Regions from separate parts of the Mus musculus genome. Here all the other regions are linked to region 2. The links are chromatin loops, found by intact Hi-C in ENCODE. Cell type or tissue: heart. All regions are shown on one strand. Region 1 holds the start of Kat6b (K(lysine) acetyltransferase 6B). Region 2 overlaps Kat6b (K(lysine) acetyltransferase 6B). Region 3 overlaps Kat6b (K(lysine) acetyltransferase 6B). Region 4 overlaps Kat6b (K(lysine) acetyltransferase 6B). Region 5 holds the start of Dusp13 (dual specificity phosphatase 13). Region 6 overlaps Kat6b (K(lysine) acetyltransferase 6B).

The links. Hi-C counts contacts between places; a loop is a spot of excess contacts. Peaks named below come from ENCODE experiments on the same cell type or tissue, not always from the same donor. Only the 100,000 strongest peaks of a DNase experiment are listed, where the experiment ranks them.
Region 1: it touches region 2 in a loop (2.8-fold over the local background); 14 of 42 quality-filtered maps call a loop at or near these places.
Region 3: it touches region 2 in a loop (2.0-fold over the local background); 3 of 42 quality-filtered maps call a loop at or near these places.
Region 4: a loop joins it to region 2, with 1.9 times the contacts of the local background. A loop is called at or near these places in 6 of 42 quality-filtered maps.
Region 5: a loop joins it to region 2, with 2.7 times the contacts of the local background. A loop is called at or near these places in 6 of 42 quality-filtered maps.
Region 6: a loop joins it to region 2, with 1.9 times the contacts of the local background. A loop is called at or near these places in 7 of 42 quality-filtered maps.

The regions. Positions count from the first base shown.
Region 1 is chr14:21,498,931-21,502,930 of GRCm38, forward strand. Kat6b (K(lysine) acetyltransferase 6B) reads left to right here and starts at 855. Exons shown (of 17, transcript NM_017479.3): 1 at 855-1,030. In heart, CTCF peaks have their summits at 1,330 and 2,066; DNase peaks (open chromatin) are centred at 911 and 1,741; H3K4me3 peaks cover 3,221 bases; H3K27ac peaks cover 2,846 bases.
Region 2 is chr14:21,608,397-21,612,396 of GRCm38, forward strand. It overlaps Kat6b (K(lysine) acetyltransferase 6B), which reads left to right. Exons shown (of 17, transcript NM_017479.3): 3 at 1,358-1,466. Among named protein-coding and RNA genes, the nearest start is that of Dupd1, 100 kb to the right of the region's middle. In heart, a CTCF peak has its summit at 2,054 (motif pointing left); no DNase peak of the experiment used is centred here.
Region 3 is chr14:21,556,607-21,560,606 of GRCm38, forward strand. The region is part of intron 2 of Kat6b (K(lysine) acetyltransferase 6B); the gene reads left to right. Among named protein-coding and RNA genes, the nearest start is that of Kat6b, 59 kb to the left of the region's middle. In heart, no CTCF peak of the experiment used is centred here; a DNase peak (open chromatin) is centred at 2,055; H3K27ac peaks cover 242 bases.
Region 4 is chr14:21,543,636-21,547,635 of GRCm38, forward strand. The region is part of intron 2 of Kat6b (K(lysine) acetyltransferase 6B); the gene reads left to right. Among named protein-coding and RNA genes, the nearest start is that of Kat6b, 46 kb to the left of the region's middle. In heart, no CTCF peak of the experiment used is centred here; a DNase peak (open chromatin) is centred at 2,096; H3K27ac peaks cover 631 bases.
Region 5 is chr14:21,739,932-21,743,931 of GRCm38, forward strand. Dusp13 (dual specificity phosphatase 13) reads right to left here and starts at 1,567. Exons shown (of 4, transcript NM_001374075.1): 1 at 1,099-1,567; 2 at 173-346. The coding sequence starts at 1,451. In heart, no CTCF peak of the experiment used is centred here; a DNase peak (open chromatin) is centred at 2,050; H3K27ac peaks cover 314 bases; H3K27me3 peaks cover 508 bases.
Region 6 is chr14:21,534,872-21,538,871 of GRCm38, forward strand. The region is part of intron 2 of Kat6b (K(lysine) acetyltransferase 6B); the gene reads left to right. Among named protein-coding and RNA genes, the nearest start is that of Kat6b, 37 kb to the left of the region's middle. In heart, no CTCF peak of the experiment used is centred here; a DNase peak (open chromatin) is centred at 2,090; H3K4me3 peaks cover 202 bases; H3K27ac peaks cover 1,184 bases.

The DNA of each region.
Region 1 (4,000 bases), 110 kb before region 2:
AAGTATCTCTTACCAGCATCCCACCCAACTCTGGGAAGAGCAGGACGTTTTCTCCAGAGTCCGGAGGGCGCTGCAAGGCATGTGGGCACCTTTAGAGTAGCCTTGCCTGGGCGGCCAGAGGATCCCCCAGCCTCCCTCGTATGGGCCTCAGGAACTCCGGGGGCCCAGGGGAAGCCTGGAAAACCGAACTTCGCCATCAGCTTTCCTTACAGCGCTGGTTGGAGACGAGGGAAGGGCCCCCCAGCGGTCGCCCCCCGCCCAACCCCAATGTTATCCAGCTGCACAGTCCAGGAAGCACCCAGAACGCAGCTCCGAGCTCGCCAGCCTCTCCCGCAGGCCGGGAGAGGGCATCCTGAGGGGCAGCTTCCCTCTCCAGCCTGCGTCTGACATCCCCACTCCCACCCGAGGATGCCTGTCCGCAGTCGCTGAATGTCACTGCTCCCTCTTCCTCCTGATCAGGGTAGAGACAGCTCCTGAGGCATCCCCCACCCCAAAACTGCCGCGGTCGCCCGAGGGTACAAGACCCGGGAGAAGGACGAAGTTTGGGGCCCACGGCGGCGGGAGGGGGGGCGCGTTTAAGAAGACCGCACCTCAGTCCCAGACCTGGCGGACACACTCCCCACCCCAAAACAGCCCAGGCGTCCCCATCCTTTCGGACACCGGCATCCCCGCCCTCCCCTGAGGGCGGTGAGCGGAGCCCCCCGGGGCGGAGGCAGGTACCCCCGGGGCGGAGACTGGGGCGGGCGGGGTCCGGGCTGCGCCCCCGGCCGGGCCAGGCGGGCTAGCGGGCGGCGCGGGGGGAGCGGGGCTGGGCGGCGCTGCCTCGGGCTCTGTGCGCTGCAGCCCGGAGCCGAGGAGGAGGAGGCGGAGGAGGAGAAGGAGGCGGCGGCGGTGGGTCCCGGGCGGGGGGAGCGCGGCGCTGCGGACCCGGGCGGCTGGCAAAGGACGAGGCGGAGGCTGAGGAAGGCAGCGGGGAGACCCGGTCTGCAGCAACAAAGGGCAGCAAGCGATTGGCCGGGCTGGAGGCGAGGTTAGCCGGGGACCGGGGTGGCCGGAGGCAGCGGCGAATAGTGCACGTGCTTGCAGACACGGGCGAGTGCGGAGCCGGGGGTGCACACCCGGTGGGTAGGGGGCTTGCTCCCCCTCCGTATGGGATGGCGAAGAGGCTGCAGTGAGATCGTTCCGCCTGCACCCGGCCTGAGGCTGGCAGGGTAGGGGGTATGTGAAGGGGGTAGGGTGCAAGCCAGGGGGCGGGCGAGTAGTCGCCCGGGACAGGACAGGAGAGAGGGTGGAGGAGGGGGCTGGATGGAACGCTCCGGGCGGCGCGCCCGTCCGCGCGCTCCTCGGCGGGAGCAGGCGACTGAGAACCTCGAATTTTAACTTCGCGTGCCCGCCCGCGCGCGCCCGCCTGCGCCCACCCCTAAATCCTGCGGCCGCCGCCAGCGATCAGCTCTCACACAAACTTTAGCTGCGGGCTAGGGGCTTTGGGGTTGAGTGGGGGAGGGGAGAGGAAAAAAGGCTTCTGATTGGCGTCGTGTACAGCCAATAAGGCCAAGCGCCTCTCCTGCGCCTAGATCCAATCCATTTCTAGAGGTAGAGGGGGCGGGTAGGTGGAAGTAGAGGTGGCGCGGTGTCTGTGAGAGAGAAAAAGGGCTGGACCAATAGGTGCCCGGAAAAGGCGGGCCCCGCGGTCTGTTGATTGGTACTGGCAGTCGACCCTCCCTCGGGGTGGTGCCGGAGGTGGGGGGGGGGAAATGATGGGTCGAGAGGTGTGTCTATGTGGAGGCGAGATGACCGGCAGGAACTTGCCCCAATGGGGGGCAGAGTGTTTAGCGAGCGGGTGACGGACAGACCCGTAGGCCAACGGTTGGCCCTAAGTGTTCGTGCTCTCGTCCAATGGAACGGCGCCGGGGCGGGGCCGCGTCTTGGGTTTAATGAGACTCCATTGGGCTGTAATCAGTGTCATGTCGGATTCATGTCAACGACAACAACAGGGGGACACAAAATGGCGGCGGCTTAGCTCCTACCCCTGGCGGCGGCGGCAGCGGTGGCGGGCGCTACGGCACCTCCTCCAGGCGGCAGCCGTAGCTTCTTTCTCAGGCAGATTCAGCGCCCCCGGCAGGCGCGGTGGTGGTGGCGCGCGGCCAGGTCTGTCACCCACCCCGCGCGTTCCCAGGGGGAGGAGACTAGGCGGGCGGGGGACCGACGGGGGGGTGGCCTGGGACCCTCGACGCCCCTCCCACAGGCCCCTGCGCGAGGGTCACCGCGGGGCCGCTCGGGGTCAGGCTGCCCCTGAGCGTGACGGTAGGGGGCGGGGGAGAGGAGGGAGGAGGAATAAGCTCCGCCCCTGGCCGAGCCTACGGGGCAAGGGGCGGGGCTCAGGAATGGAAGGGCGGGGCAAAGTCGGGAGGGGCGGGGCAGAGGGATTCTAAGGCTTGGGCTGGGAGGGGATTTCTGTGCAAGAGTGAACTGGTAGGATGGATGGAGGGGTCGGACGAGGGCGTGGGCAAGATTAAAAGAACGGGAGATGAGATGGGAAACGGGAGGTGTAGAAACAGGTGTAGAAGGGGGTGTAGGGAGGGGCGAAATTTTGGTGGAAGTGGGAAGGGTACCTAGGACTGTGTGAGGGCTGGTGAAGTGCTGCAGACTGGCGAGATTGCCGTTAACTGGGGACACACTAAGGATGAATTTGGGTGTGGTAAATGAGAGAGTATTGCTGAGTTGGTGTTGGTTCGTCTTGGGGATGGGTTCATGAGGCGGGTACAGTTTCTTTGGTGGAAGAATCAGGCTGAATCCTCATGTTGGCATAGGATAGTGGTTTGCTGGCCCATGGTAAATGAAACATTAAGAAAACAGAAGGAAGGATGGATTAGTTAAGTTTGGGAGATTTTCTAAGGTAGCAGAAGAGACTTTAATGAGCAGGGAATGGAGAGAGGCTGCTTGTAATTTGCAGCAGTATATTAGAACATCTCATCAGGACAGGTGATTCAAAGTTAGGGGAAGGCTGTGGCTGTGAACGAGGGCAGCACTGAGCAATAGGTCTGGGTGCTATAATTTGATGGACTGTGCCCCCAGTCTTCATTGAGCCAAGAAAGGTTATGGAGACTTTAATTTTGATGGCTGGGGTTGTTTGGAGTAAACTTCAAGCCTAGTCTTGAAGGTGTGGCAGGAACAGGGAGAGCATAGAGTGTCCCTAGGAAGAGACATGGATGCTTGCTACCTTGGGCAAGAACATTTGGTATTTTTGAGTTTGGTAGGACTTTGGTTTGGGCACAGTGCAGGGAGTAATGGGACCTGGCAGGGTAAAGGCAGAAGAAGGGCAAATTAGTGACCTGCACCATGGAGGAGTTTGAACAATTGCAGTTGGGAGAAAGAATGTTCATGTGAGAGTAGTGGAAGTTATGAAGGAGCAGTGATAAGGAATTACAGTTGTCAGCAATAGCTAGAGACCCAGTGAACTTGGGGTGGAGATACCAGGAAATTCAAGGGAAAGAGTATGCACAGATTTGTATGGGCAAGAGGTAGAAGTAGCGCATGGGACTTTAGTTGTGTTAGTTCTTTGTACTCCAGTAGTGTGTGCTTGTGCACACACATACATGCAGATGTATGCAAACACATTTTGTGCATTTGATGCATACAAGTGTGCACATCCAGAGGCCAGGGCACGACATAGAATGTCTTCCTCTATCTCTCCCTGCCATATTGCCTTGACATAAAGTCTCTTACGAAGTGGTAGTTGGCCATTTTTGCTAGGCTGGCCGGTCTGCTGTCGAGCTCCTGGAGGCTGCCTGTCTTCACCTGCTCTTGCTGGGACTCCAGGCAGTCTAAACCACGCTCAGCGTTCACCTGGGTGCTGGAGATCCAAACGCAGGACCTCCTGCTTTCCATGCTGTGCCCGCCAAGCCCTCTATCTCTCCAGCCCCAGCGAAGTGGGTGTTTGTAGAAAGTACATTCTTCCTCATACTAGTATACCCTTCATTTCCTGATGCAACTCTAAAAT
Region 2 (4,000 bases):
ATATTAATAGAACAAATTCGGCTGAAAATAAGGGCAGGATAATGAACACTCATATTGTAAGATGAAAGTCACAGTCATATTAATTGTTGTTTGTGAATGCTAGGTCATAAGATGAATTCTTGACTTTCATGGCATGTTGTTAGAGGGAACCAAGACATTTGTGGAATCATTATAACCATCCAAAATATTATCTTAAAGAAGTGGCTGATTTTTCTTTTTAACTGGCAGTTGCTTCTTTATTTATTCAACCAGTAAACATATTTTGAGAGCCTACTGTGAACCAGGCTACGTATTAGGCATTTGGGATTGAATGGTTGCCCAAACGAGGTTTATTCTGTGCTGCTGTCGACTTAGAGAATTAGATCTAACACAATCTTGTTTGTGATTTACATATAAAAACATTTGTGATTATGTTGAGTTTTCTTGCCCTGAATTTTTGATTCATGACATTCCATATAAAGGCTTCAGAGAAGAACTAGCAGACAACATGTGAGAAGGCTTGGAATGTGCAATAAAATTTTAGTTTTTATACAGTTTTGGCTGTTCAAGATAATGTAGCTCTGTAGGCACAGTGAACTGCATTCATATGGTTGGAAATGTCTGCCCTGCTGGCAGTAATAATCAACCGAGGAGACGCAGAATGTATGTAGATTTACACATTGTTAAAAGCAATTGCCATAGAGAGTTAAAGGGTGCCAGGGGGTAGACAAATGTTTTGTTGTTTCTTTTATAAAGTGTGAATGTCAGAGATGGAGGGTTTATCTCTTCTGTGTGCCCTGGTTTCCCTTTGAAGCCCTTGGTGCCAGAGAGGTCTTGTTAATAGTCTTTTGATCTTCTCAAGTCCGACAGAATTTTAGCTCCTGCTCGTTCTCTGTTCATGGGCTCTCTGAAGCACGCATTTCATGTCCGGTATTTAATAGGTGAATAATCACAACACTTGATAAAGCTGAGTTAAATAATCTCACTAATTAACTAGATGAGGTCCATAGTCTTTGTTGCTGAGTAGATGAACAGTTTATTGTACATACAGATTATGGGAACACTTGGGAACACAGATGAATCCTTAATGTTCCTGCTGAAGGCTCTGTGATAGTTGAAGGTCTTAGGATTCACTGAATTCATAAAAGTTACTTCTGGATCTAATGACTACATTTAAATGTATTCAGATACGGCTTTGCTACCACATAACTTATGATGATTTTTATTAGAAAATGTTGATTTTCTTTTTGATTGTTTAATTTATCAGGGTTTCCTTAAGAAATATGTAAGACGCTTTGAATTTAATAATTTGTTTTAAATTTTGAAAGGAAGGCTAACACTATGTTTTGGTTTTTGTTTTTGTTTCTCTTTCTCATAGCCCCGTGCCGATCCCATTCCAATATGTAGCTTCTGTTTGGGGACTAAAGAGTCAAATCGTGAAAAGAAACCAGAAGAACTCCTGTCTTGTGCAGATTGTGGCAGTAGTGGTGAGTTTGGTTTGTGTGCGTTCTACATGGTGTCCACTGTCAGAGCTTCATGCTCTCGATCTGTAGCGAAACCTCCCAGAACATGTTCAAAGACATCGTTTGGTGATAGAATAGGTTTGAAATATAAGAACATTATACAGGTCAAGGGTGAAATATGAATGTACCAATACCAGCCTATGTTACATGTTTATATGATTCTGTTCAGTAGTATTTGTAACCAAGCTCCAGTTTCAGATCTATGTGGCTAATTCAGTGTTAGACTGCAGTGCATGCAGTAAGTAAAGTCACAGTAGAGATTTTGTTTGTTTGACTGTTTCTTGAACTGTCTCTCCATGTAGCCCAGGCTGGCATCAAACTCCTTTTACTTGTCCCTGAGCCTTTTGAGATGCTCAGTATATTGCCTGGACCAAACTCTTAAATCCTGACCTCAGTCAGTCAGTCTCCTGCCTCACCTTCCCAAATCCAATCATTGCCACGCCTAGCTCATAGCAAAGGATTTAAGCTAAACACAGTATACCCCTTCTGTTCTCCCCAGTCTCAGAGAGACTCCAGTGAAGTCTGTATTGTTTCAGGTTACGACACCTACTGGTGAAATGTAGTAATTCAATCCAGCTCCATGTTAACTGAAGAAAAGGGACAGACCATGAGATTCGAGGAGTGTGTCTTCTCTGCTCTTACCATTTGATTTTAAGATTATGCCTCCAATTTTATTCAGAGATATAAATGCAAATTGTGTTTATGTTTTTAAAGGTTTTCTTTTACTGGCTGTTCTTTTTGATTCGGCACATAAAAGCCACTCAGGTTACATGCACATACACATAGTTTCCTGCATATGAAATGGTAATACTGGGCCCCCCTATGAGTACTTCTGTTGTTGTTGTTGTTTTGTTATTTTCCCATTGAGTACCAACCTGAAGGCCTTACCCATGCTAAGCAAACCCTGCTGCTGAGTTGCAGCCCCAGCTGTAAGGCTTTTAAATGTTAATCTTTCTGTGTTGGTCTTCTCTTTTTCTCTCAGATACTGAGATATTTTTTCCCTCAATGTTAGTTTAAAACTCCTGGCTAACAGCTGGAGTTTTATTTCTGTGGTAAAGCACTTGTCTAAGACCCTAGGTTCAATCCCAGCAAGCAGAAGGAAGGAAGCAAAACAGCTCTGCAGAACCTATAGCATGCTCTCATACACCACTGCCTTTCCTTCCAGCCAGACACCTAATCATTCCACAAGGTGCTGTCCTCATTAGTAATGCTGGTGCTTACCTCTACACTTAGAGGGACTAAACAGCCCAGTCCAGAGTCTGCGTGGGCTCTCCTGAGAACTGGAAGTGGCACCCATTCTTATGGTTTTCCACACTCTCGTGCTGTCCCACTTGATTGCTGTGAGTAACTTAAAATTTGTCACCACGTAGGACAGCTGCTTAATGGTTGGATAGAGGAAATATGTCATACTGAGGAATGATTATGTTGTGGAATGGTTCTTAGTTGGTTATTCAGAAGTTCAACTTGATAGGCCATTTGTGGTCAGCAGCCTCCAGGACCTGACTAGCTGGAAAGAGCCTTCACGATATGACATGTCAAGCACTGCCTAAAAGATGTCTTCTGCTGTCTCGGTGATGGGCTTTATGGATGCATTAGCATTCTCTCACTTGGCCATGGTATCCTGGGTTAGTGACAGAAGAGCACAGAAACATTGTCTGTGTGTTCAGGTTAATTTATTTCAACCTATGAGTCCCCTGCTCCCCTGGGCAGGCAGTGCCTCACTCATCAGTCTGCCTCTACTTACCTTGTAGGTCTTTTCACAAGGCTCATTTCAAATGAATTATTTTTTTGTGTCACTGCCTGATGAGTTCTGTGGTGTCCAGACATCTGGTGTTTATCTGTGAATTTTAAGCTGTATGTTAAAATGCCCTCTATCATCTTGTTTTAATATCTATTCATGGGGCACGCAGACAGATTTCGCAAGTGGGAAGAAAGATTCTCTTCATATATTCCTCATTGCTGATGACACACCCGGCCCTGCTGAGTTGTTGCGAATCTGGGATTTTATCATAACTTCAAGGCCTTCCTTATAGGGTATCAAGGTGTAATTCTACCCAGGTTGATCTTAGACTTTATAATACCATCAAGCTCCCCTAGTCTTCCCAGATTGAAGACCCAGCAGAGGGAGGTCTGGCCCCCTCTGCACAAAAGTGGCTGAAATGTCTTTTCTCTGAAGCTTCCCACTTCTCCATCCTTGCTTCCCAGGCTTGTCCTTTCTGCCCTCAAAAGTACCCTTCTTTTCTAGCAAGTAGAGAAGGGTCAGGTTCTCTGTCCCTGGATCACATACATCTACCTGTTACTGGCAGAAATGCAAACCTTGGGGCATAGTGTATTCTGTAGAGCACAGAGGATGCCTGAAGGTGCCTCTCTGGGCTCTAAAGTAGAGCAGTGCTCTGGCAGTTCCTTAACCATCTGTGAGTGTATCAGCTTGGATTTGACTACTTCAGGGGCTGGGAGAAGATCCCAATTATGGAATACTGTGTAGACATGTACGCCCT
Region 3 (4,000 bases), 52 kb before region 2:
AGCGGTAATGCCTGACAGACCAGGTGGTCTGCCCAGAGGGCAGTTGGCTGTCTGCCAGAGGTAGGACTCCCCCTCTCCCCAAGGAAGAAGATTATGGGTATAGAAGTAGAATGGAGGCTGAGAGCTGAGCTAGAAGAATATAGTTGCCTGTACCAGACAGCCTGGAGGTCCAGCCAACGTGCTCCCACTAGATAGAAGAGCTAGCATTAGCATGTAGGTTTATTTAGCAAGATCTTTAGGGGGCTGGGCCATAAGGCAGTGGACCGATGTCCTTTTCCTCACTGCTAGTTTGAGAGAAGGAACTCTACATTGGATAACATCAAAATTAGTTTCATTATAGACTAGATTGGACTTTTTAATACCCGAAGTTTGGCTTTATTTACAGAGAAGACTATTTTCTTTTTAAAAGGATGACTAGAAGTTGGTAGATCTGCTACGTTACTGAACCCTGAAATGAAGGCAGTCAGTCTCAGCGCTGCACATGGGAGCTGGCTTTCGTAATTTACTGCACTCCCACCTGCTTTGTACCCTGCAGTTTCAAGCTTCTAGCTTACTAGCAATTTCTGTGTTAGTAAAATTTTGAATTTCATAATAACCCGAGCACTGTAAGTATACTAACTTAGTAGACAACTAATAATAAACTTTGTGACCTCATGTAGGCATTAGGGGACCCCTTAGGGATTAGCTGAAAACTCACTGTCTTTAATTGTATTTCTTTTGACATTGTTAGTTTTGGGTTTATTGGTTTGTTTATCATGATAGAATTGTAAAATAAAATCTACTGTGTTGGAAACATAACCTACTGGTAGAATGCTTGTGAGAGTCCTGGGTTTTAGTCTCTAGCACTATAGCTACATTTCATAGTCCTACACGTTTCAGTCTACCAGTACTGCACAGGCTTTGCAATTTCTGTGCACAGTTGTCCCCTTGTACTACTTTCTGATTTTATATATATATATATATTTTTTTTTTTTTTTTTCTTTTCACACACCACACACACACACACACATGTAGAGATAGGACTTTAGTCCAGGCTGGCCTTGAACTCTTAGCCCTCTTGCCTTGGCTTCTCTAGCACTTGGATTCCAGGGGTGTATCGCTGTGCCCAGTTGTATTCATTCTTATTTTATGTGTGTGAGTGTTTTGCCTGTATGTAAGTACACTACACACATTCAGTGCCTGTGGAGGCCGTTAGAGGGCATAGGAACCATGTAGTTGGTTGTGAGCTGCCACATGGGTGCTGGGAACTCAGTCCAAGTCTTCTCTAGAACAGCCTCTATCTCCCTGTTTGCTTTTTACATCTAAATTGGATTGTTTTGACATTACATTGTAGTTCTGTATCCTGGATAGTAATTTTCTCTTCTTCCCTGCCCACCCTCTGTGTGTGTGTGTGTGTGTGTGTGTGTGTGTGTGTGTGTGTGTGTGTGTGTGTGTGTGTGTGTTGCTCGTGTGTGTGTGTGTGTGTGTTGCTCACGCACAGGTTCTGTCTGTAGCTTGGATGGCTCAGGTTCACTCTTTTCTTACTTCTTCCTCCCCACCACCAGGATTGCAGGTTAGTGTCACATGTAGCTCTGTAGGTTACCTTTTCGCTGTAATTATATTTTTGTAGTTGAAATATTAATTCAGTTTTGAATGCTGAGTTCTACAGGCTGTAGCTGTCCTCCCAGCATCTGCAGAACGCAGAAAACTTGCAACAGTGCAGTCATTCTTCTAAGCCTCTTTCCTTTCCTTCCATAGACTTGAACTCACCAACCTGCTAGCTTTGATGTCCTCCAATATCATTTCCCTCGTGGTCCTTCCTCCCTCTCCTGTGGAAGGCTTTGCTTTGTGAAAGTGTACCTGCTGAGCCAGTTGTCCCTTTCATGAGGCTGTGCTTGAAAGATGGAATGCTATCCTTTCCCTCTTGCCTTTTTATTTTTTTAAAATACTTCTCTTCCTCCAGAGACAGCTCAGACATGAAGATTTTCCAGTCGACCAGCCAGCTGCTTTCTTCTGCAGTGTCGTATGTACAGCCTGGCCAGAACCCTTGTCTGGAAGTATTGCAAGGCGTTTTATAACCCTCCCTCACCACACCCCAGCACTGTGAGCTCCTGGAATCCCCAGCTCAGTGTCTCCTCTTTCTTTTCCCAGCTCACCGCCATGCCCTAAGATCCAGCCCATGTTACCCGCCTGTCACTTCCAGTGACTGTGGGCAGAGACAGAGCGGTGCCATTTTGGAAGAGGTAACAGGGCTGTGGTTTTTTTTTTTCCCCCAGTTGTGTTTCTAAAATTGCATCTCATCTAATCTTATCTGGCAAGACCTTGGCAGCTAACTGTAGATTTTCCAGACTTACATTGGGCTGTCTTTGTCTTGTGTTACAAAAGCAATAATTAGAGGAAATGATCTTTTGAGAGGCTGTTTAATGAATGCCACTTCTGACCGTGCCGCGTCCACTCTTACTTCAAGTAAACTGTGCTGCTGCACACTGTCTCACTGTGGCTCAGTATTGAACCAGAGCATCACGATGATTAATCTCCTCTGTTTCCCCTTTCAGTCTTTGCTTTGGTGCGTGTGGGTCAACATCTAAAAGGGATTTATTGACTTTACATTTAGCATGGTTTACTCTACTTGATTATATCATTCAACTGTGCGTTTGTGTGTGCGGTAGAGGACTGCTATGTTGGAATTCTGTTTTCTGTTAAAAACACTGCTGTTTTATTAACTATTGGTGTTTAGATGTAATGCTTAAAAATTTTGTAGTGTCTCATTTTTAAGTGTACTTAAAAGCGATTCTTATAATCTTGAGCCTAAACCAGCTTCCCCAAATTGTTTTCTGCCCAGACAAGCGTAGGCAGAACCCAGGGAAGTGCTGTTCACTGACTGCGGAAGACTCACCCATGTATCTAGGACAGTGGTCCAGGGCCTAGACCCTCCCCCATTCCTTCCTCTGCCTCCTAGAAACACTCATGTGGCTGTGTTCTACAAACCACAGAAACTCAAGTCAGCGTCTGAGCTCAGAGGTCCACTTGCCCCACCTCCCGGGCGCTGGGATTAAAGGTGTGCGCCTGGACCACGGCCCGGCTTCTAAGTTGTATCTTAAGTAATCAGTGGACTTCATCCAACCTGGACTTGATTTCAGTTTCTAGTTAGTAAAAGTGTAGCCAGCCATCAGAACATAGGTCCTGGGAACCTGTACATACAGACCTGTTGATTTTTGCTCTAACAATTCAAAGTATAGAGACAGTTTTGTTTCTGAGAACATGAAAATTCATTTAATTAATTTCCCACCTAGAAATTAACAGAAATTCATTTTTACTTGTTTCTTACATGTTAATTTAGAGATTTAAAAAAAAAACATAGCAGAGATAGCAGACAACAAAACTCTATAGGCTGTGCCTTTTCTTTGTGGGCACTGAGTCTATGTTTAGTAAATAAAGAATAACAAAGTACCTATAGATTGGGGGAGTTGCTGGGGTTAGAGGTTTATGCCAGCCATGGTCTTGTTCTTCACTTTTAAAAAACAGTGTGTATGTGTATGTGTGCGTGTGTGTGGAGGTTGTGTATGTGTGTGTGCGTGTATGTGTGTGTGCGCATGTGTCTGTGTGTGGAGGTTGTGTATGTGTGTGTGCGTGTGTGGAGTTTGGAGAATAGTAAGTATTCAGGAGTGGGTTCTCTCCACCAGCATGTGGGTATCGGAGAGTCCTCTTGCCTTCAGGCCTGGTAACAAGTGCCACTATAAGAAGTGCCACTATCCCCTGAGCCATCTTGCCACCTCGGTGGCTAGCATGCTCTTTGACTATGCTGTTCTTCTTCCCTTCCTTCCCCTCTCCCTGTAAGTGTTGGCATTACAGACATCAAACTACTGCCCAGCTTTTTATGTGTGTGTGGGACCGGAGGACAGACACTTTGCTAGCTAAGTTATCTTCCCAACCCCTGAAATTTTGTCTTATTAACAGATCAGAAATGTCTGGTCTGCCTCTCTGGGCTGATTTTGTACACGTTAGATCTAACCTCTTGGAG
Region 4 (4,000 bases), 65 kb before region 2:
AAGGTAGGGAAGCATGTATTGAAATCAAGTCTTGAATGCTAATATATATAATATAACCCCCGAGTAGATGCCTCTCATGCTTCATCCCTTTCAAACCACAGCTCAGTAGAAACATTTCTGTCAGGAGCTGTAGTGCTACTGAGCTTAGCGAGCACTGGGCGCCTCAGATTGTCTGTAGTAGGTATATACGGCAGGCATCCCTGTTTAAGAACCTCAGAGAGTAATGGGGTTATCCGATTCACTCTGTACCCCTTCAAGAAGCGAATGTGTATTCAGTTGGGATTAGGATAAAGATGTAGCTCAGAGGAGAGGTGGAATATTTGTCTCACGTGTGAGGCTAGGGCTTGATCACATGTAACGATTTACTGATACACTGTCGTACACAGTGGTCAGCCAGGAAGACTCAGCTTACACTCAGCCAGTGTACACAACTGATGTTGGTGCTGTACAGAACACCTTGGAGTGCAAAGGAACGAGGCGAATTTGTTGTCTATGGAAAGCTTTACAGAGAAAGGTAACTTATGGATAAGGTTCTAGGTAGAGGAAATAGGAAGATGAAAGACTGGGAGTCCTGCCGTGGATATAGGTTTGGGCGATGGTAAGCAGTACTTGACCAGCGCGTGTGTGATTCTGTGTGCTAGGGAATGAAGCTGTGAGCCATATTGAGTGGTTACCCAGGGATGGTACATGGTCTCAGTCCTCAGGAGCCTGAGGCAGGGGAATGGAGAACTTGAGATTAGTCTGTGTTGTACTGAACTGTGTGTTTCAAAAGTAAAAAGTGTAAAGAGTTTGTGCAGGCTTGAGGCAGGAAAGCGAAGGTCTGAGTGTGAGTTTCATCACTGGGGTGTTGACCTTGGGGGAGAGAGAGAGGCAGTCTGCTGATTGAGGGAAGAGTACAGTGGATAAATTGATGATATACTAAAGTATAAGCACTAAGTTGTGTGGGTTGAAGGATGATGGCTGCAAAGGAGAGGAGATTCTTAGCAAATAACTTAAAAATATTTTTATATACAAATGTATATACTACCTTGCTATCTCGAACTTAAAAAGAAATCTTTGGTTTTTTGTTGGTTTGTTTGTTTGGTTTGGCTTAATTTTCTTCACATGTATTTATTTATCATCATGTACATATGTGTGTACATTCTGAGTACCACAGTACAGGTGTGGAGTCAAACAGCAACTCTGATCATCAGGCTTGGCAGTAGGGACCTTTACCCCGGTGCTGAGACTGCATGTGTGTCATCATGCCTGGCTTGTGTTTCTCTATGTCATATCCGTGCCCTTGCTCTTACCTAGTTCTGGAGAGGGACAATTGTGTTAAACTGCTTGTGGCTTCTTCACATCCCTGAGGTAGAGGCAGAGTGTGCCCGTGGGCTTGGCCGTGGTTTGGATTCTGGTGCTTTGTTTCCAACTCTGTGTATCTGGTTCTTCCACATCATCCCTGTGCCTCAGTTTCCTCAGACCTGTTGTGCAAACTCTAATGTTCATGGGAACGTTGAGGAAAAACTTTTTGTTGTTTTAAAATACAATATCTCTCAGAAAGGTATGTGGCATTTTAATGAGGCCTTTGAATTTTTTCATTTATTAAAAAAAAAAAAAAAAAAAAGCCTGAACCAAGCTGAACCTGCTATGGTTAAAAGTATGAGACTAATGTACCATTCCAGCTGTTTTCCGTGACGACTTTTAAGCCTGAGTGACTGCTGGCTCTTTCTTAGGAAGCATCTCAGATGCTTTAGTTAGGCATGTGTTCAACTCAGCTTTTTAAGTGGGATATTAGACAAGTAGGGCTTCTTTGTCCCTTGGAGGCAGCAGTTGTAGGCAGTGGCCCACTGCTGTTAGAGCCAGCTGCCCACAGTGGCTTTATGCCTTCGAGACCCAGCATCTCTGCAGCTTCCTGCTTCACTGTCTTTTGCAGAGAAGTTTCCCTCATACCACACTTCGCCCAGGGTAGCTTCTTCATGCACAGGCTCTGCCTTTCTGTCCCATAGGAGAAAGGGGAAAGGTCCAAGGGCAACAGCATGAGCTGTGTTCTCCAGAACTGATGCTGTCCCCAGAGGCTGCCTCGTCTGTGTTTCGTTGGCTAGAGCTGCATCATGTGGCATCCCTGGCATGAGGTGGGGCTTGGCCAGTATCTCTGTGTCAGGGATCTGGCTTCTCAGTCTCTGGTTAAAAACTAAAGGGCACAGGTGCTGGGGATGGTTTGTGTCATTCAAAATGCACCTTAGTTGAAACTACAGCATTATGATGTAGTTACAAGTTCATAGTCGTATCCAGGGGCACCCTGTTTGCCTAGGGCCACGGTATTTCTGTAGCTGAACAGTTAGTTAGTTGTAAGGAAACCAGCATGGTTTGGTGTTTGGTCTGTCCCTTGATCCTCCATGTCCTTAAAATATGGAAGGGAGTTATCTTTTAAGGCAGGAACAACCAAGAGAGACTGAAGAGTAGGTAAATCATTTGCTGTGAGAAGTAAGTGGAAAGGGAGAAAGCCCGAGGCAGGACTCTGTGGGAATTGCTTAGTGCTTAGGAGATACTCATAAGAGATCTGAGGGCTATCTTGTCCCCAAATTCAGGGACTCTTTCTGGCAGCAGCCTGAGTTTCATGCTTGCTCACAGGAGCCTTTCTAATGGGATCAAACTTGCTTTCCTAGTCTTTTGCCAACAAAGAAGTAATGTCCTCTGGACATTCTTTGCCTCCCCCTCACCCCCCCCCCCCATGCTGTCTACACTCTTGTGGATTTGTACCATATGTTTTTATTGTTGTTACTGAGGTATAATTCACATCATGAATTTATGCCTTTAGTGTTCAACTCAGTGGTTTCGTATACCCACAGAGTCATGTAACCATCACCGTTTTCTAATTCCAGAACACTTTGATTACCCCAGAGTGAAACCTCACACTCATTAGCAGTCACTGCCCATTCCCTGCTTCCCTCAGCCCCTGGCAACCACTAATCTACTTTGTGTCTCTATGGATTTGCTTATTATAGACATTTAACATAAAGAGTCATGTAGTGACTGGCCTTTTGTGGCTGGCATCTTTCACTAAGCATACCGTTTTCAAGTTCATCTGGATCATAGCACAGATCAGTACTTCATTCCTCTTTACTGTACATCAATCCCACATTTTGTTTATCCATTCGCTGCTTGAAAGGTTTTAGCTATTTATGAACAGTGCTGCTGTAATCATTGTGCACAACTAGGGACTCACTGTAGCCCAGTGAGTCTCAAAACTTGTGACCCTTCCAGCTTAGATGCCTGAACGTTAGGATTGCAGATGTGTCCCACTGTTCCTCATCTTCTGCAAGCTTCTCTGTGAGCGCACACTTTTCTTTCCCCTGCATGTGAACCACGAGTGAAATAGCTGGATCTTCGGTCACATCACACTGTGCCTCCCTTTTCTAGGTTGGGGAGTCTAGGGATATCCCTAACCTGGAGGGGTAGCTTTGATAGTCCCTATTAGCTTTAAAGTTTGAATCTCACTTGAGTGAATCATTTCTCCAAGATGTGAGGCTTATAAACATCAGAGCTGTCTCTAGTTGATCCTCTGCTGCTGGGATTCTGTGGGACCCAACTGAGATGATTATGTAGTGAGTTGATGCTATGGCCTCAAGCCTCTTGCTTTTGCCTGCTGTCAACACCCCATGCCTCCTCTGCACCACCATTTAATCCTCACCCTGTCAAAATACAAGGATCTAATCTCTTACTCACAGATACTTTCTCCTTTGTTTGGACTTTTTAAAGGTGGTTTCGCTACGTAGTCCACTGGCTTCAGACCAGATCTTCCTGTCTTTGCTTCTGAGTGCTAGAGCCACCGCTATGGGCTCATTTCACTCAAGTTTTCATTACACTGAAAACAGTTGTGTATTGTAACATGACACGTTAAACTCTGTTGCAAGGCAACACACGTGCGTCTGTGGCATTTCAGACTCCAGGGCTTTTCTTTCACATCCGGCTGACTTCTGATTGGGCTTGAGAACAGCCATACACCAAGTCTCTGGTG
Region 5 (4,000 bases), 130 kb after region 2:
TACAAGGAATTCTCTATTCCATGGCCTGAAAGATGAAACTGTATGTTTCCAAACAAACATGAGAAAGGCAAATGCAGGCAGCGGTGAGAAGCACTGTGGGCCATCTGGAGGAGGCTTATCCTGGTACTCCCACCCATCAGCCACCCTAAACCCCTACATGGGTCTTACTTACGCATCTCCCAAGAAAAGGTTGGGCCAGACCTCATTGATGTGGGTCAGTGTGGCAGTCCGACGGACCCACAGCAATCGCTGCAGAGAGGCCAGTGTGGGTGGCTGGTAGGGGGACACCTGGACTGCCCCATGAATCTTTGGCCTCCGAAGTTCCTGCTTCTGTAGCGAGTCCATTCTGGGAACAGAGTAAACAGGACAGTAGCTGGAACAGGCTCCCCAAGCGTGGGTCCAGTGGACAGGGAGACCTGTGTTGCAGTACCAGGAGCCAGTGGGATGCTGTGGGGGCCAGCCTCAGCTATGCTGAATGAGGCTATTACCCGGCTCAGCTGGCCTGGAACCTAGAACCTTTTCCCTGGGAACAAGGAGAACTAGAACTCTCTTGTCAATTCCATGGCGCTAAGCGTACCTTTCCTGAGGCAACGGATGTTAGAAATGTTGGTCTTAGGGACCGTGGGGAATCTCTGTAGGGCTAATCTGTGCAGACCGTACCCCTTTAGTCACTGGAAACCCCAGCTGGCGGAGGCTCTTGGAGAGGACCTAGGATGTCCCTCCAAAGCCAGGCAGCTCATCTGTAGCTCCCACCCTGGCTGTTTCTAAGGCTGATGCTAGAGGAGGTCAAAGCACTGTCCAGGGTTACAGTCCAGCCACAAGTGGGCATTAGTCAGCTTGTTCACACCAAGTGAGCTGGTGTCGCTCATAAGCAGGCTGTATCCCTTGTGCTGTGTTCCATGTTTCACACTGACACCAATGACAAATGACAAATGGCTAAAGACTACCCTGAGCTTGATATCCAGTGTGTGCCTTCAGTTCATTCCCCAAGCCTTCCAGTTGCCAGAGGGTGGTCACCAACTGATGTGTCTCCTCTAGGGAGCTGTCAGGGATGAGCTACACATCCACTTACAGGCCCCGGGCTTTTTTCCTCCTTACCCTTGTGGTTCAGGCCAGTACACCTGTACAGGCCTCACCCGGAAGGAGTGGGTTATGTCTGGAGTCATCTGGCTTAGTCCATCTGGGCCCTTGCAGAGCTGAGGTGTCAGAGGCACCAGAACCTGAGCCTGGTACCTTAGAGGGAAGGGGAACCTACCTTGGTCAACTACCCCTGGTCCCCTCAAAGAGTAACTCGAGTAGGTACAGACTGGGTAGAATGCCTTTTCCCTCTGGCAGGCACTGCCAAAACCAGAAAAAGAGATGGGCACCCAGGAGGCCACTGGCTTGGCCACACTCACCCAGCCAGTGGATGATGAGCTGGGTGGAAGAGAGGGCCGGCCTTTCTCCCTCATCCCCCTCTGTGACCTCTCTGGCAGGCTGAGTGGCCTGCCACCTACCTAGGGCATGGTCTGGGGCCAGGAATGGGGGACTAGGTGCAGGGGCAGGCTGAGTGGAACAGTCCTAAAGCAGGTTCCATCCAGAACACAAATGCTGTTATGCGCCTAGAATTCCAGGTCCATGCATGTGAGCCAATGGGGATGTGGGGCAAGATGAAGACAGACCTGAGCTGCGGGGACAGGAGCAGTGGCCTAACATCTCTCCCTGGTGTCTCTGCTATTGAAAACACTTGTCCTGAAGATGGGGACCACCTGAAGAGATGCCTAGGGAACAGACTCCCCTTAAAATTTGACAAGGATATATCCTGGGACCTAGGCAAGTTTTCATTCCTATCTGGGCCTTAGTTTCTTTTCTCTGCTCTCTGGTATTCTGCTGGCTGCAAGAGAAGGGAATGACGCTATATGAAGTAACACCAGGGAAAGGAATATTAGGGTGGAGGATCTCTGAATCCAGGGAAGTCCAATAGCCACTCTGGCCTGAGGCCACCAGCTAGACTCCTCCAGCTATGAGTGGAACTAGACAGGGATTTCGGGAAACCGTAGGCCCCTCACAGGCCTGCTCAATTTGGCATGGGGTAAGTCTGCCCTCTAGTGGCCAGTGGCTGCTAGGCAGCCCAACTGTGTCCCAGGAGCTCGGTGGTGGGGATTAGGGGATGTCCTTAACTTCCCTGGTCTAACTCAGACCTGTAGGAAAGATTTTTCTTAGACTTAGGGTTTCCTGGTCAGGTCCTACTTAGGGCTATATGTAGCCCAGCTATCTGCTCTGGTCCACTGAGGGTTCCTTTCACCTATCAGAGCCAGGCCCAGCAGCTCACTCAGTGAGCCATTCCTTAAGCTTTAGGCACCCCCCCCAAAAGAAAGCCCAGGGATTCTGCTACCCCCTGGTGTAGGGAGGGCCCAGCTATGTCAGAAGGAGCCATGGCTGAATGTCTTGTAGGATCAGGCCCCTGTTCACATTCATGATAGTCCTCCCGTGGCTCTCTAGTGCTACCTGGCTTCTACTTCCCTGAAACTTCAGCAGAGAAGTTGCTTCTGTCAACAGTGGCTTTCTTGCCCACACTGCCTCTGTATACAGAGCTACACATACTTACCTTTTGTTGGCACTAGTAGCATCTCTAGCTTGCTCTCTGTTGTCTGTCTTTCAGTTTGTCCCAGGATAGCCTTCTAGAATACCACCCTGCATACCTCGGGCCTTGCTCAGCAGCCTGGGACGTGGCAGCTGTTTGCCACCTACCTCTTTAGCTGTAACCTCAGAACACATTTCTCCTGGTCTCCTCTGCTGTTCCCTCTCTGTCTCCCCTCTTCTCTTAGGGAGCACAGACCAAGTGGGGCTAGCGTTCTCACAGAAGGACATCGAGGTGTCTGGGAAAGAGACTTTGGCAGGTAAATGCCAAGGGCAGACTGCAGTGGTCTCTGCCCAGCCTGCATCCCTGGAGGGAGACAGACCTGTGTGGGAGTCTGTGAGCCTGAGTCTTCACCAGGAGCTGCTGGGAGACTCTCATGACATCATAAGTGAGATGCACCTCCCAGAGGCCCTGCATCAGGGCAGGTGCCACATAAATGAGGCATCACGTTATGGACATTGCTCCAATCAGTCTCATCCTTTCGGGGCTCAGCCAAGACCTATAGAGGGTAGATTGCTATGGCCTGTGGAGTTTTCACCTGGATCTCTGTGTTTCGTAATTATATTCCCAGCTTGAGGAAGTACGTTACAGACCAGACAGAGCCCAGGACTCGTGTCTTCACGCTGAGTCCACCCTGTTCTCTCACGAAGCAGGCAGTATCAACATCCCCACTTTCCAGATGAGAAAAATCAAGCCTCAGAGAGATAAAAGCAGTTTGCCCAAGGTCACACGGTGGCGAGAGGCAGGGTTCTGTGCCTCTACCTCTGACCCATTTGGAGTCCCCCAACCCAGTCCTCACAGTTGCCCACACAAGCAGGCATAGATGCCCTGGGCCCCAGTACCCAGTATTCTCAGGGGTCTCTGCTTAGGGTCGTTCACCCACCTGTGGGGAGATCCTGACCGGGCTGTAGTCTTCTCCGACCCACAGCTTGTGCCGCTGGATTCTAGCCGCCTGGCTCCGCACACCTGATGCTGTTTCTATTTTTTTATTTGAGTTTAATTATAAAGCATGCTGTCGTCTCCCTTTTGCCTTTCCTTGCCACTCCCAACTTGTCCATTGGTCCCATGGCCTGGTCAGCCCTAGGCTCAGCCAGGTACTTCCTCCTTAAACCCAGGCTGTGCAACTGTACCCAGCAACCCCATGGCTGAGGCCCAAACCTATCCTCACCCTTTCTCCTTGTACATGTATCCTTAATGTTCAGGATACAGGAAGCTCAGAGGGTTGCCTGCGGTGTGTGGGATGAGTGTATTTGGGTAGCTGGGTGGGGAAAAGGAAAAGCAAGCAAACCACCTTAAAAATTCCCCTTAGAGCCTGAATGGTGGCGTACACCTTTAATCTCATCACTCAGGAGGCAGAGGCAGGGGCAGAGACAGGCAGAC
Region 6 (4,000 bases), 74 kb before region 2:
CCATACTCTTGGAATCAAACTAAGCTCTCCTTCAGGGCTTCAGAATCTGTGTCCATGCTAATCTTATTGATGATGGTGAAAACAATATAGCATATACGTATGCACATGAATGTGTGTGCATGCATGCATGGTGGGCATACGGAGGTCAGAGGCGGTCTCAGGTGTTGGTCTATACCTTCTGATTTGTTGGAGACACTCTCTTGTGTTAATTGCTTTGTATGCCAGGATCCCTAGCTGACAAGCCCTGGGTAGTCTTGAATCTCTTCCTTCCATCTCACTTCATTGTAGGAGCCTGGAGGTGCTAGCCACATGCTAAGTAAGCATTACCATGCCCGCTTTCCGTGGGTTTTGGGGGATCCAAATGCAAATCTTCTTGCTTGTACCACAAATCTTTTATCTACTGAGCCATCTCCAAAGCCCTGATGAATTTTTTTATAGCGCAAATATTTTTATTGTTACCTATCCTTTTACATATTTTTCTACACACATGTTCTTTGCATAACTACTTATAGTCAAAGAATACATGAGCTAATGAGCATTATGTGTTTTGTGCAGAAATTACCATGGTGAACTGGAGAGATGGCTTAGAGGTTAAGAGCACTTACTCCTCTTCCAGAGGTCCTGAGTTCAATTCCAGCAACCACATGGTGGCTCACAGCTATCTGTAATGGGATCTGATGCCCTCTTCCAGTGTGTCTGAAGACAGCTACAGTATACTCATGTAAATAAAATAAATAAGTTACTATGGCACTTTATAATTATTTTCTATTTTAATTATTTTTTGGGCTGGAGAAATGACTCCGTGGTTAAGAGTACTGGATGCTTTTCCAGGGGACCTGAGTCCAATTCCAAGCACCCATGCGGAGGCTCATAAGCACCTATAATTATAGTTCCAGGGTCTCTGATGCCCTCTTGTAGCCCCCACTGGCACCAAACATACATGTGGTGCACAGATATACATGCTGGCAAACCATCTATTCACATACAATAAAAAAATTTTTAAAGTCTTTTTCTTGTCTTTGGATGTAGGTTCTCGTGTAGCCCATTCTGACCTTGAATTTTTGAAACTCTTAGTTCTTTTAGCCGCATCTGAGAATAAGGAGGAGCTCTCCAAAAGGCATCAGGTTCTGTTAATAAGGCTAGCAACATACTATATATAGTCTGCCCTTACATACCATGTCTCTGATTATTTTGCCACTCAAACCCCTTCCCCCATGAAGAAAAGAACTTGCATGAATGCAAGTTGTTGTGTTAGTTGCTGGTTTATTTAGAAACAGCTTGACACATATTTTTCAAACTTGAATGGTTTTTGGAGGTTGTATTTAGGGTGATCAGGAGACATGTGTCATGTTTTCTGATATGCTGTCAGAGTTAATGCACATAGATTTTAAGCACAGGCCTGAAATTGAAATTCCCAAGGGCAGAATTTGGTTTGCGTGTTAGAATTGGTGATGTTTCAATTTGTCTTCTCCACGTCTTAATTAGGGTGAGTGGCAGAGTCTTTGGATGCTCAGTGCTGTCTCCCCATCTGATAACAGCCACTTGTAAATTGATCCATTTGATAGTTTTGTTGAAGATCAATTGTTTGTTGAAAGAGATCATTTCAGCTGCTATTTCTTTTCTTTCTTTTTTTTTTTTTTTCCCCTTGGTTTTTTTCAAGACAGGGTTTCTCTGTGTAGCCCTGGATGTCTTGGAACTCACTTTGTAGATTAGGCTGGCTTCAAACTCAGAAATCCGCCTCCCAGTGCTGGGATTAAAGGTGTGCGCCACCACCACCAGGTTTATTTGTCCTTTTCTTATGGAGATCATTTTGATCGTCTCCCACTCCTGCTCCTGTTTGCTTGTTCAGACTTGCTCTGTGCGCAGTCCTCTCGTTGTTCCTTCTCAGGGCCCCACCGTTCTCTTCTCCCATAGAGCCTCTTTATTCTTCCCTCGCGTGTACTAACCCATGTAATGCTCCATACAGCAAAGTGTTTGCAAGTAACTCCATGTTCTGGAACCTGTGCTGCAAGTAAGCAAGCCATGCTGCAGTTGCCAATAAATGGTCTGCACCAAGCACACTGTTGTAGAGAAGCTGACACTAAAGTTAGCGAGGGCTGCAGTCCTCAGGCCATGCAGCACATGACCTTCATGTCCTAGCAAAACTTTGGATGTTATTTTTGGAAGTCTCCAAGCCTCCCAGAATTCCAGCTTCTCTGAGCATCGTGTTCTTTATTGGTCTATACTTGCTCATTAGTCCAGTTTAGTGGGCCTTGGCTTTCTAGGCATGGTTTTTCCATGGCACTAGAAAAACTGTTATCCGAATTGCCTACCAATATGTTCTGTGGGTACATGAAACATATTTAATTCAATTTTTAAAAAAAAGTTTCATTTTATCTTCTGTATGAGTGTTTTGCCCACATACATATATGCATATACATATAAATATATACACACATATACACACACCACATATGTGCCTGGTGCCCAAGGATGTCAGAAGAAGGTATCCAAGCATCTGATGTCTTGAAGCTGCTGTTATAGGCAGTCCTTAACCTTTAAGATAGGTGCTGGTAACCCGAACGCTGGCCTTCTTGAATAAAGAGCAGTAAGTGCTCTTAACTGCTGAGTCATCTCTCCAGCTTGCTTTCTTTCTTTCTTCCTTCCTTCCTTCCTTCCTTCCTTCCTTTCTTTCTTTCTTTCTTTCTTTCTTTCTTTCTTTCTTTTTTCTTTTTTGAGACAGGGTTTCTCTGTGTAGCCCTGGCTGTCCTGGAACGCATTCGGGTTTTTAAAAGTAACTTGCAGGGTTGAAAAGAAAGGCCCCCAAGGTCATGTGATGTCTATCTGTGCTTTGTGAGGAATTCCCACAACTGGCCATGTAGCCTGTGTCCAAGAGCCAGGGTGGAGCTCCTGTGCCCCCAAAGCAGCACATGCTGTGTTTAGAGATGACTGGGGTGTTGGTTTGAGTCCACACTAGCTGATGGAGAATGGCGAGGGGCACCATCTGCACTTGTCACGTGGTTGGTGTTACAGAGGACTATTTCCTAATGCTTATCTGAGCACCTGCTTTACCTCCTCCTTACAGCCACATCGATTCAAGAATTTGTTGTCCTTTCTTGCTAAAAGAACTGCCACCCACTGACTGTTAAGACATCCTGTCCTCTCAAATGAGCCAAGGTACTGGGTGGGTTGGCATTATCCCCACTGAGCTAAGGGGAAATTGAGTCCTGGAGGCAGTCAAGGCCATACACACATACAGGTCAGAGTCAAATTGTGTCTGACACCAGATCTAGCCTTTCTGTTTAACTCTAGGCTTTCTCTTTGGGGTTCCCAGCATTCTGAAGTTCTTTATTACAGCATGCTAAGAAATGCTCTTATTAATCTTGGCATCTCCCATAGCACTTACTTGAGAGTGAGTGTGAGACTTGATGTGTGCCCATACTGTCCTGTCCTGTGGAAAAGGGAGATCACCGACTACATCTGCCAGTGTGGAATCTCTAGAACGAAGTCCTTCAGTGGCCCTCCCCACTCCCTGCCCCTTCATTTTATCCTTCCTCATTTAGGCATGATGAGCTTCTACTCTGAACCATGTGATTTCACAGAATTCACATTCAGGATATGATAGGTGGTAGCATGAAGGAAATCAATGGTGGCAAGAATGAGGCTTTGTTGTATGTGCTGGAAAGTCCCACCCAGGGGAACCCTTCTGGAGGAAGACTTGAGAGGTTTGCAGGGTCGAGGTGGAAAGGGCCTGGTTAGCGTTTGAGCTGATGTGGCCATGCCAGAGTGGACCAGAGCAGTACAGTGGCAAGTTGATTAAGATCAGGCACAAGATGAGTGGCTTTGTATTTTTAAAATCACAGAGAGGCATGGCAGCTAAATAGAATTGGTGATGGGGTCGGGTAGGCTGTGTATAAACAGTAGTACAGGTTGAGTTTCCCTAATCTGAAGACTCAAAATTGGAAATGCTTCAAAATCTAAAAGTAAACTGGTAGGATTTATACAAATATTCCAACCCTTT